Linked DNA regions of Homo sapiens: region 1 is linked to region 2. Evidence: chromatin loops called from intact Hi-C (ENCODE). Cell type or tissue: OCI-LY7. All regions are shown on one strand. Links, peaks and the distances in the headings refer to the core of each region. The heading gives the core; the rest is flanking DNA.

Evidence for each region. Peaks named below come from ENCODE experiments on the same cell type or tissue, not always from the same donor. Only the 100,000 strongest peaks of a DNase experiment are listed, where the experiment ranks them.
Region 1: it touches region 2 in a loop (2.6-fold over the local background); 7 of 110 quality-filtered maps call a loop at or near these places.

The regions. Positions count from the first base shown.
Region 1 is chr9:68,917,142-68,922,530 of GRCh38, reverse strand. PIP5K1B (phosphatidylinositol-4-phosphate 5-kinase type 1 beta) reads right to left here. Exons shown (of 16, transcript NM_003558.4): 9 at 4,772-4,983; 10 at 2,969-3,052; 11 at 2,802-2,850. Among named protein-coding and RNA genes, the nearest start is that of PRKACG, 94 kb to the left of the region's middle. In OCI-LY7, for the core only: no CTCF peak of the experiment used is centred there; a DNase peak (open chromatin) is centred at 2,690; H3K4me3 peaks cover 305 bases; H3K27ac peaks cover 579 bases.
Region 2 is chr9:68,862,316-68,867,704 of GRCh38, reverse strand. PIP5K1B (phosphatidylinositol-4-phosphate 5-kinase type 1 beta) reads right to left here. Exons shown (of 16, transcript NM_003558.4): 5 at 3,738-3,868. Among named protein-coding and RNA genes, the nearest start is that of PABIR1, 85 kb to the right of the region's middle. In OCI-LY7, for the core only: no CTCF peak of the experiment used is centred there; no DNase peak of the experiment used is centred there.

The sequences.
Region 1 (5,389 bases), core at 174-5,173, 55 kb before region 2:
AATTTGCTTCTATAATGCTTCATTTTGAATTCAGGCTTATGGATTCCAATAGAGAAATTTCTTTTTTTTTGAGACAGAGTCTTGCTCTGTCGCCAGGCTGGAGTGCAGTGGCGGATCTCGGCTCACTGCAACCTCCGCCTCCCGGATTCAAGTGATTCTCCTGCATCGGCATCATCAGTAGCTGCGATTACAGGCACCCACCACCACACTTGGCTAATTTTTGTATTTTTAGTAGAGGGGTTTTGACCATGTTGGCCAGGCTGGTCTCGAACTCCTGACCTCAAGTGATCTGCCCTCCTCGGCCTCCCAAAATGCTGGGATTATAGGCATGAGCCACTGCACCTGGCCCTGCTACATCTTTTAAAATGTACTCTTTCTGGTATCCTGGCAGTATCTGCCTGAAGTGGACACATTCTTCCAACAAGGCAGTAATTTAGAAATATCAGCAGAAGGCAAGAGCCTGAGGGGTATCCATAGAGGATTAAAGTTCAGCCGTTGCCTATAAAGAGAAGTTACATTGTTGTTCGCTTTGGCATGAATAAACATTGTTTAAGTAAGAGCCATGTCTGAAAACAAACAAAAATAGGTTCATGATATATAACCAGCACAGAAATTTTCATTAAAAAGAAAAGAAAAGCAGATGATAGGTATATTTTTTAATTTATTTATTATTTATTTATGACATGGAGTCTCGCTCTGTCGCCCAGGCTGGAGTGCAGTAGCACGATCTTGGCTCACTGCAACGTCTGCCTCCTGGGTTCAAGCGATTCTCCTGCCTCAGCCTCCCGAATAGCTGGGATTACAGGCATGTGCCACCACGTCTGGCTAATTTTTGTATTTTTAGTAGAGACAGGGTTTCACCATGTTAGCCAGGCTGGTCTCGAACTCCTGACCTCAAGTGATCCGCCCGCTTTGGTCTCCCCCCAAAGTGTTGGGTTTTAAATAGAGAAAGGTGGGGGGCCCTTAGATGCACCTGGTTGGTACAAGACTAGACGATTCAGATCCATCTGGTAACAGGAAATTGAAATGGTCTCAGAAAACAGGAGGGGAATGGAATGAGGGTATTCACTCTCTCCCCTTCAATGTTCGAGGTACTATGTATGCAGTCCCTTCCTTTCTCAGCTGGAAGGAAACATTAAATTAACCTACCATATTGACCTTCTTTCATAGGAGGAATTTTTGATCTCAGTAAGATTGAGGTTAATTCTTTTTTTTTTTAATTAAAAAATTTTCTTTTAGAGACAGGGTCTTGCTATATTCAAGACTGGACTTGAACTCCTGGGCTCAAGTGATCATCCTGCCCCAGTCTCTTGAGTAGCCAGGACTACCAGCACATGCCCCTACACCCAGCTTAGAGGTTAATTCTTGGAAATAAATGTGTGAACCTGTTGTTTAAAAGTGCATTATGACTGAAGTCAGTCCTTAGCGGTGGACAAAATGTAGATCTTTCATGCTGAAAGGTTATTAACAGTCTTCCACAGAACTGAGAAATTATGGGCTCCTTTCCAAGAAAGAAGAAGAAGATCATCTATAATTTATTCTCTTTCAAAAGAAAGTATCTGCTAACATCTTAAAAGGAAATGTGTGACCAAATCCTTGACCAAAATATTCTTTGGAATTGCTACTTCAAGTTATTAACTTAGGCCAATAAATGTTGTTAGTAGCAGGAAGTAGAAATCTAATGTCTAGATGGGACTGCGTGTGTGTGTGTGTGTGTGTGTGTGTGTATGTGTGTGTATGTGTGTGAGAGAGAGAGACAGAGAGACAGAGACGGAATGGGAGAAAGAAGGAGAGAGAAAGATGGGAGAAACTGCTCTTTGTTAACTGATTTTTTTCTTCAGTTACATCAATTAAGACATTCTTGGCTGGGCGCAGTGGCTCACATCTGTAATCCCTGCACTTTGGGAGGCCAAGGCAGGTGGATCACCTGAGGTCAGGAGTTCGAGACCAGCCTGGCCAACATGGCGAAATCCTGTCTCTACTAAAAGTACAAAAATTAGCCAGGCGTCGTGGCACGCACCTGTTGTCCCAGCTACTCAGGAGGGTGAGGTAAGAGAATTGCTTGACCCTGGGAGGCAGAGGTTGCAGTGAGCTGAGATTGCACCACTGCACTCCAGCCTGGGTGACAGAGCAAGACTCCATCTCAAAAAAAAAAAAAAAAAAAAAAAAAAGACAACCTCAGGCAGCCAGCATGTATAAATGTTGATGTAGAAATCCATACCAATTAAAAAGTTTTCACTTTCTCTGTGTATTTGTTAGGCATTGTGTTGAACACTGAAATGCATTTTTTTGTCCCATGTTCACACCAAGCAGGTGTCATTACTATCCCCCTGGTACAGGTGAGAAACAAGGGTAAGAGGCCAAATAACCAGCATTGTGCCTGGTCACATGGCTAGTTCAGCAGTGAATGCAGAGTTCAAATCCAGGCTGTTCACCATCAGAGTCAGGACTCACACTTACTGTAGCTTGGTTGTGTGAGAACTTCATTTCAAATGCCCTACTGATCATCCCTACAAAAAAAGACCTCTCTCAAAGTTAGGTCCTTTGGATTTCACATAGACACAGATATCATTTTGTTTTTCTGGCCGCTAGGCTGGATGTCATGTATTTGAAGAGCTATTCAAATTTATGTTGTCCTTATTCTTAGATTTGAACTGATCTACTAACCTAAGATTCTGAGTTTATAAAGACCGTTGTTTCATTTCCTCTTAGAGTCTAGCAACACAGTTTCCTGCACATACTCTGAAGTCTCTGAGAAAGCAGAAATATATACAGTATAATAAGGAAAATAAGTCACTTACCCCATCATAAACAAGAGCTTTCCAGGAATGTTCTAACTTCTTCATTAACCTAAATATAAATGGAAAAATTGAAATGAGAATGTAAAATCACTCTCATTTGGTGATTTTTCAGAACCTTTTGTAGATTGATTTTGAAATAATAAAAGACCACTCCTCAAACTTCTTACCTATATGATTGCAGAATGTCAATAATGCCCATAAATAAAAGTAGTTTTTCTCCCCTATGGCTTTTAGCTGGAATGCCTCCCATTCTGTTGATGGAGCAAAAGAGAAAATATTTGATTACATATTATAAGAATAGGAAGTTAAAAAATCATTTCTAATAAATAGACTGAAAATAAAAATTGACAATTTTTAAGAATTCTGGGCTATCTCCCATTCATCTTTTTTTTTTGTTTGTTCCTTTTTGTTTTTGTTTTTTGGCCATCAGTTAAGGTCATCCTGGGAATCCAGAATGATGTATTAATACTTCCCTACAAAGGAGAATAATATCGTAGCTGCTAACCGTGAAGAGTTGGATGGGAAGAATCCAATTTAAAACTTATTCCTACTTTAAAACTATGAGCAAGAATTTTTAGACCATTATAAAATATTCCTTTTAAAAAATGCAATACTTTTTTCTGATCAAAAGAGTAATGTATGTTTACTTTTAAAAATAAAATACAGAAAAACACAAAGAAAAAATATAATTAAACAGTTATTCCTAGGATGCAAAGATAACTACTTAATATCTGGTATGCTTTTCTAGTATGTGTGTGTGTGTATGTATTTATTAGTCAAGAAAAGGTATTATTTATCATGTTTTATAACCTGATTTTTTTACTTGCTAAATGACAAACATTTCCTTATATTCAATGCTAGCGTGGTTTTTAATAGCCTTATTGTATTTCACCATACTGATATAGGATAATTTAACTGATTATTGGACAGTTAGATCGATTTGCAAGAAAGAACTTTTCAAAAAATATTTAATATGTGTTAATTTCCTTTACAAAAATGAAATATGCCCATGGTTTAGTCATCGTTGGAGAATTCTAGAAGGCAGGCACTTATGGCCTTGGAAAATGATTGCTTTCTTTCAGTCTCCTTGCTCAGCTAGTACACATAACTGATGCAGTCTGCCATTTCAATAACTTACTTTGGTTGCAGTTGTTTCTGTTAGTCAATATGCATTTTACACATGCAAATTAATCCTGTAGTTACTACCACATCTGGCTGAGACGAGAGACCACATCTGTCAGGGTGCAGGACTAGAACAACAGAATCCCCTTAGGCAGACAAAAAGCTCTGAATTGCGAACATCATTCTTATTGTGTATTTGCTTAAAACATCTTTACTCAGGCTGGGTGCAGTGGCTCATACCTATAATCCCAGCACTTTGGGAAGCCAAGGCAGGTGGATCACATGAGGCCAGGAGTTTGAGACCAGCCTGGGCAACATGGTGAAACTCCATCTCTACTAAAAATACAAAAATTAGCCAGGTGTAGTGGTGCATGTTTGTAATTCCAGCTACTTTGGAGGCTGAGGCAGGAGAATCGCTTGAACCTGGGAGGTGGAGGTTGCAGTGAACTGAGATGGCACCACTGCCCTCTAGCCTGGGTGACAGAGTGAGACTCTGTCTCAAAAAAAAAAAATAAATAAATAAACAATAAAACATGTTTATTCAAATTCAAAGTCTATTCCTTCCTCTTGTGGTGAATGTTTTGAATATGTAGTTAATGGGGACAAAAACATTTTCAGCCATTGTTAAAAAAAGAAACCAAGTGGGTGAAGGAGTAATAACTGGAGAAACTGCCACTCATCTAGTTATCTTTAGATGAATAGAAATGGAGACCAGTTTAACCCATTTTAGCACCAAGTAGAAATTAATTCCTAGAGTCCCACCCTAAGGTGAATGTGACTGTCTATAATTACCCAGTGACGTGGGCTGCCACAGTCAAGAGGGTGGGTAGGTGTGTGGCTGCACTTACGTGTCTGGGTTCTCTGTGATTATCCCATCTCCAGATTTCCCTGGACCCTGGATAGATTCCATGGCTGTTGAGTAGAGAACCTTCTGCATCCCAGTCCGCTTAGCATCAGGCACATTTTGTGGGGTCTCCTCCTCTTTCTCTTTGAGGGAATGGTCCAGGAAATGAATTCCCAACAGAAGGCTATAATCCATGATCTTGAAGCTTTCTAGCACCTGAATGAGAAAAAGAACCAGGAAGCCAGTCAACCCAAAGGCCTGTTCGTCTCATCTACTCATTATCAGAGAGCTCTAGATATACAGACACACAGCTCCTGTTATTCCTCCCAGCGGGGTGGCTGAGAGATGAAGAATCAAAATAAAAACACTTGAGGTTATTATTAGGCCACATGCAGGAAGGATTATCACAATGGCTCCAAGATGGGAATTTTATGCAAATCTGAAACAAGCACATGTTTTCTCAACCCTCCATGAAAGTTTCACTAATAGCACGGATTGAGTACTTTCCATGTGCCAGTGCTAGGAAGCTCATTTGCATTCAATCTCAACAACTCTATAAGCTAGGTACTACTATTGTCTATTTTACAGATGAAAAACTGGAGGCACAGAGAGATAAGGTAAT
Region 2 (5,389 bases), core at 314-5,313:
TTTAATTGACATACAAGAAAGTATACCATTTGTTACTTTTACACATGTGTATATACACCTGTGAAACCATCACCACAATCATGATACTAAATTTATCCATCACTTTATAGGGGTTTTTTGACTGCTACAGCAACTAGGAGATATTACTGGCAGGGCCTGGGGACCAAAGATCTCCTGAAAGGTACTGTCTTGCACAGAGTTGTCTTATCCAACAAAGCCAATAGCACCTCCATTGAGAAACACTGGGCCAAATCCCTTTGCTAAATCCACGAAGACACTGAGTCCAGATGATGAAACTGAGGCAAGACTAACATAAGTTTCTTCTGTTTACTGTAAATCCATCTGGTGTGCCTGTGTTACTTAAACAAACAAGATAGCATCTGCTGAAAGAAATTCTTGGTCTGAATCAAATGTTGAGGCCGGCACCTGCCAGGGTGGCGTGGGAGCCGGAGTCCGAGGGTGTAGAGCCAAACCGGGACAATAATTCTTTTTCATTTAAAAATAACAAGAAAAAAAAAATGCATCAAATGTTAAATATTGTATTGCCATTTTTTTTTGAAGGGAAGATATAGACTTTTATTTTCATGGGGTGTTTTTAGTAAGGTTGCTTGAATGAATAGAAAGCATTTCATGTACACTATAAGTAGTATGGATTGTTACACGAACCTGAAGGGACAGTCCAGTCATCCTACGTGGCAGCAGAGCCATGCTAGGACCCAGGCTATTTTTCACTCTGGTCAATTTGATTTTTTGGTTTTGACCCCAGCAATATTGCCTCACAAATCCATTTTTTTAATTCGAGTACCCACCAAAATCCTACCATCTGCACCTTTTTCCCTGGACTGGACTCTTGCCTGTCTTTCAGAGTAGATTCACACCTTCTGGTCCATGAACCTCCAGCCTTTGTCTTCAGTCACACAGAACATTCCCTCACAAACTCTACTATCTTTCCACTCACCAGCCCCCACCTTCCTCTTCCTACAAATCGTCACTAAAAGGTAAGGCAGACAGCATGTCATTTTTTGGTCTAGTACCTGATTATTTTAGACAGCCCAGAGAAAGGGTTGATTTGTAATTGTAATTGTATGCACAGTTCTCTATCGGACAATTTAAATCTAACTTAATCCAACTAAATGTGCCTACATGCAAACATCAATATCTATTTAGCCTTTCTATTTCATGCATCTATTTTAAATAGTTTTATTCTATTTTATATTTATTATGTAGTATTTTTATTACTCCATTGCATATGTGTGTAGATATATATTATATGAGTGTATATGTATACACACACACACACGTGTATCACTTAATAATTTTTAAAGTTTTTCTTATAGACTTTTACTCATTTTACACAATATTATTATAAAGAAAATGAGGGAGGTAATTTTTTTCTTTTTTTTTTTTTTGAGACAGAGTACCACCCTGTCGCCCAGACTGGAGTGCAGTGGCAGGACCTCAGCCCACTGCAACCTCTGCCTCCCAGGCTCCAGAGATTCTCCTGCCTCAGCCTCCTCCTGAGTTGCTGGGATTACAGGTGTGCACATTTATAGGCTGCAAATACTCTAAATTGCTATATTTTAAATGTGACAATGGATGCCTCTAAATAAGGGAAAGTCAGCTAGCTACTCCTCTGCCAGTGACACACCTGCTGCTGCTACCTTGGATGACAGTGAAGGCCAAAGATGCAAAGTGCTAATAGATGTCATTTTGACATTTAAGATGCTTTTAAAAAATGATTTGAGTTTTATTAGTTGTAAGAGTCGTGTAATAACTCCAAGAACAAAATTTGTTATCTACCAGAAAGATTCTCTCTCTCAAGTGGAAAGTCATGGGCGAGGCCAGTGGTTCTCAAACCTTTCTGTGCTGAGAATCACCCCGACGGCTTGTTAAAACAGATTCCTGGTTCCCACCCACAGAGTTTCTAATTCAGTTGGTCTGGGTGGAGCCCAAGAATCTGCATGTCTAGCAAGTTCCAGGTGTGCCAGTGTTTAGGATTTGGGGACCTCATGCCTGAGCCATGCTTTCCCCAAGTGCCCGTCAATGGTTGGCTGTGTTGATTGGACACTGGAAGTAGAAGAGGTCAGTCAGTGAGGATAGGGGGAGCACATGGAACGTCTTTATACCCCCACCTTCAGCTGTAATGCTCTCAGCACCCTGAGCTCACTGTCTCCACACTCCCACAGAAGTCCTCCATTTCTCCTGTTCTTTGTAGCCAAAGAACAACAAAGTTGAAATGTCTGGGTAGAGACCTTTGGAGACCATGAGAGCTCAAACAAACATCCTGCAAACACACTTACAAGCATTATGAGCCTAAAAAAATCATACCAAAAGATGAAGATAAACTCATGACCCCCTGGCTTTTAAGAGAAAAACATGTAGTTAATATACATTTTTTTTTTTTTGGAATGGTAGGCTGTTAAAAACAAACACAGAGAACATTTCCAACTATAGAAAGAAGAGTAGGATCATAAGCAAGGATTATATCTTGGGCCTTGCGGTTGTCCATTTTCTGCCTGGAATCTGGTTCTCATGGCTGCTAGAGGACCCTAGACAAGCAGACTTCAAAAGGCCAGTAGACCAACTTTATTCTGCAGCTAAGAGCATTTAAAGCAAAACGAGGTAGCTGACTTTTAAAAATTTATGGGCTCTGCTCCTTGGTGACTATGTGGGGGTTACTGCATGTCCACAAACAGGTTTTATTTTTAGGCAGTTGACACCTAGACACAGAGATAAATGTGTAAAGACAATTATTCTAAAGATACATATAGATTTTTAATAAGGTGATGAGGACACTAGTGGTAAACAAAGTGTCACTTTAGCTATGTTTACCCAAGCCTGGTAATAACATGACTTATTTTTAAGAGAAATGTTAAAATCAATTCTCACAGCTCCAAAGACAAGTCCCCAAATTGAATATCTTTATTTTTATTTTCTGGATCATTTGAAAAATCCTGTCACTTGTGGTGATACTTATTTAATGATTACTTCTTCTCTTCCTAAATGAACGTAGTAATAGAATTTTTAATTAATTAGTTTTATTGTGGTAAAATATACTCAACATAAAATTTACTATGTTAGCCACTTTTAAGTGTACAGTTTTGTGGCATTAATACATTCATATTACCATCATCCATTTCCAGATGTATTTGTTTTTAAATAATTGATCCCCTCACCCTAAAATGATGAAAGCTAGAGACAACATATATGGGTAACTTTGGTATTTTTGCAAACAGCAGGATTATCCATGTTTTCTCGAGGAAAGTTAAGTTAAAGTCATCATAAAAGAGAAGAGATAAGACTAAACTCAGATTTGAGGCCCAATTATGGGCCTACCAGCCCATGCTTTTAAATTAGGGGGAGCAAAAACCTAGCACCAGTTGCTGCTTCATGGAAGCCTTCTTTCTATAAACCCTTGGCGGACATTACTCTGTGATTACTGCACTCTTTCCCACTGAACCTCAAAATCTTTCTCCATATGGTCTTCCAGGCATTCATCACAACTAATTAGAATTAGTCCATAGATGAAACCTATTTACCATCTCCACATAAAAATTGTGAGACATCCTGATGAAACAGGAAGTAAACATCATTTGGACTGCCTTTGGCCCTGCCAAAGGCCCAATATTCACATCTGTACATATAAACATGTACATAGTAGAAAAGCCCTTCAATATGGGGTTGTCACAAAGAAGGTTCCTTAGCATGGAAATCATCACAAATAAAAATGTTCTTACCTGGGTAGGAACACACTTTCCACCACATAAAAGTCTTGCATAAGAACATCTCGTTCTGGCTTGGAAGTGAGATTACCCACTGTGTATCCTATTCCCAGCTGAATAGCACCTTTAATAGCAGATGATGCAGTCTGCAAAGAAAACAAGGGTCTCAACATTAGTCTTAACAGTCAGGGCCTTGTTCAATGGTACAGGCAACAAAACATGAGTGAGGTTCAATTCTCTTTCTTGCTCCAAAACAATGACGAGGCTGAGGTTTGGCAAGATGATAAGTTGCTTCTTTTGATGCAGAATCTATTCCAAACATTAAAGCTCTTTCTTTTCAAATGTTTTTTGTGATAATGTTTCTTATAATTTAATTTGGAAATTGCTTACTAGTCCCACCATAGATCCATAATAATTTCTTACATTAATCTGTGCTAAAACATACAGCATGGGGACACCAATATTTCCCATTTACTACTTTTCTAATATCATCCAATAATTAAGCTGATGTAATGTTAACTTGGAGAATAACTACTGTATACGTGTGTGTGTGCGTGTGTGTGTGTATGTGTGTGTGTATGAGTATACACATATATAGTTTTAACCAACATAATAGGAGAAATAACAGAATAACTCAATTTAGGACAATTAGAATGTATTTTTTTACGGTGAAGTGTGTCATACTTTTTATGCCTTGCACTGCCTAATGTAGTGCTACATACATGGTAGGAATTAAATACTTAAATCAGTGGTTCTTCACCAGGAACATCTGATGATATCTGAAGACATTTTTTGGTAATCACAACTGGAGGTGGTGGCATTACGTCTAGTGGGTAGAGGCCAGGGATGCTGCACAGGACAGCTCCCACCACAAAGAATCATCCAGACCAAAATGTCAATAATGCTCAGGTTAAGAAACCCTGACATGAATGGATGTAATAAAGATCATTTACTTTATAGAAAAGATACTTTCTTTCTGATTTAATATTTTTACTTAGCAAATCTAAGACCCATCCCCACCTCCCCACATGCTTTATATCTTTTTATTTCTTCAAGCTTTTAACACCAGAGAACACCTGTCTATTCTGGAAAAAAATGTCTTCTCTTGATTTCTATGATAGAATATGGTCCTGGAGCCACTTCTATATATATATATATATTTATTTATTTATTTATTTTTTATTTTTTTTTGAGACAGCATCTTACTCTGTCGCCCAGGCTGGAGTGCAGTCGTGCAACCTCGGCTCACTGCAATCTCTGCCTCCCGGGTTCAAGCAATTCTCATGCCTCAGCCGCCTGAGTAGCTGGGACTACAGGCATGCACCACCACATCTGGCTAATATTTGTATTTTTAGTAGAGATGGGATTTCGCCATGTTGGCCAGGCTGCTCTCAAACTCTTGGCCTCATGTGATCTGCCCACCTCAGCCCCAAAGTGCTGTGATTACAGGTGTGAGCCACCATGCCCGGCCCACTTCCAGCTTTTCTTATAGTCTCTCCTGTCACTTCTTCTCTGACCTCTCATATTGTATTTGCTATAATTGCAGTGTCCCCTGAATTCGGTCCTTGATCCTCAGGTCTCCTTAATTGCCCTGGTAATCAATCCATTCTTAATGACTTAAATACTGTTTCTATTCAGATGGCTCGCAGATTCTTTTCAATCAATTG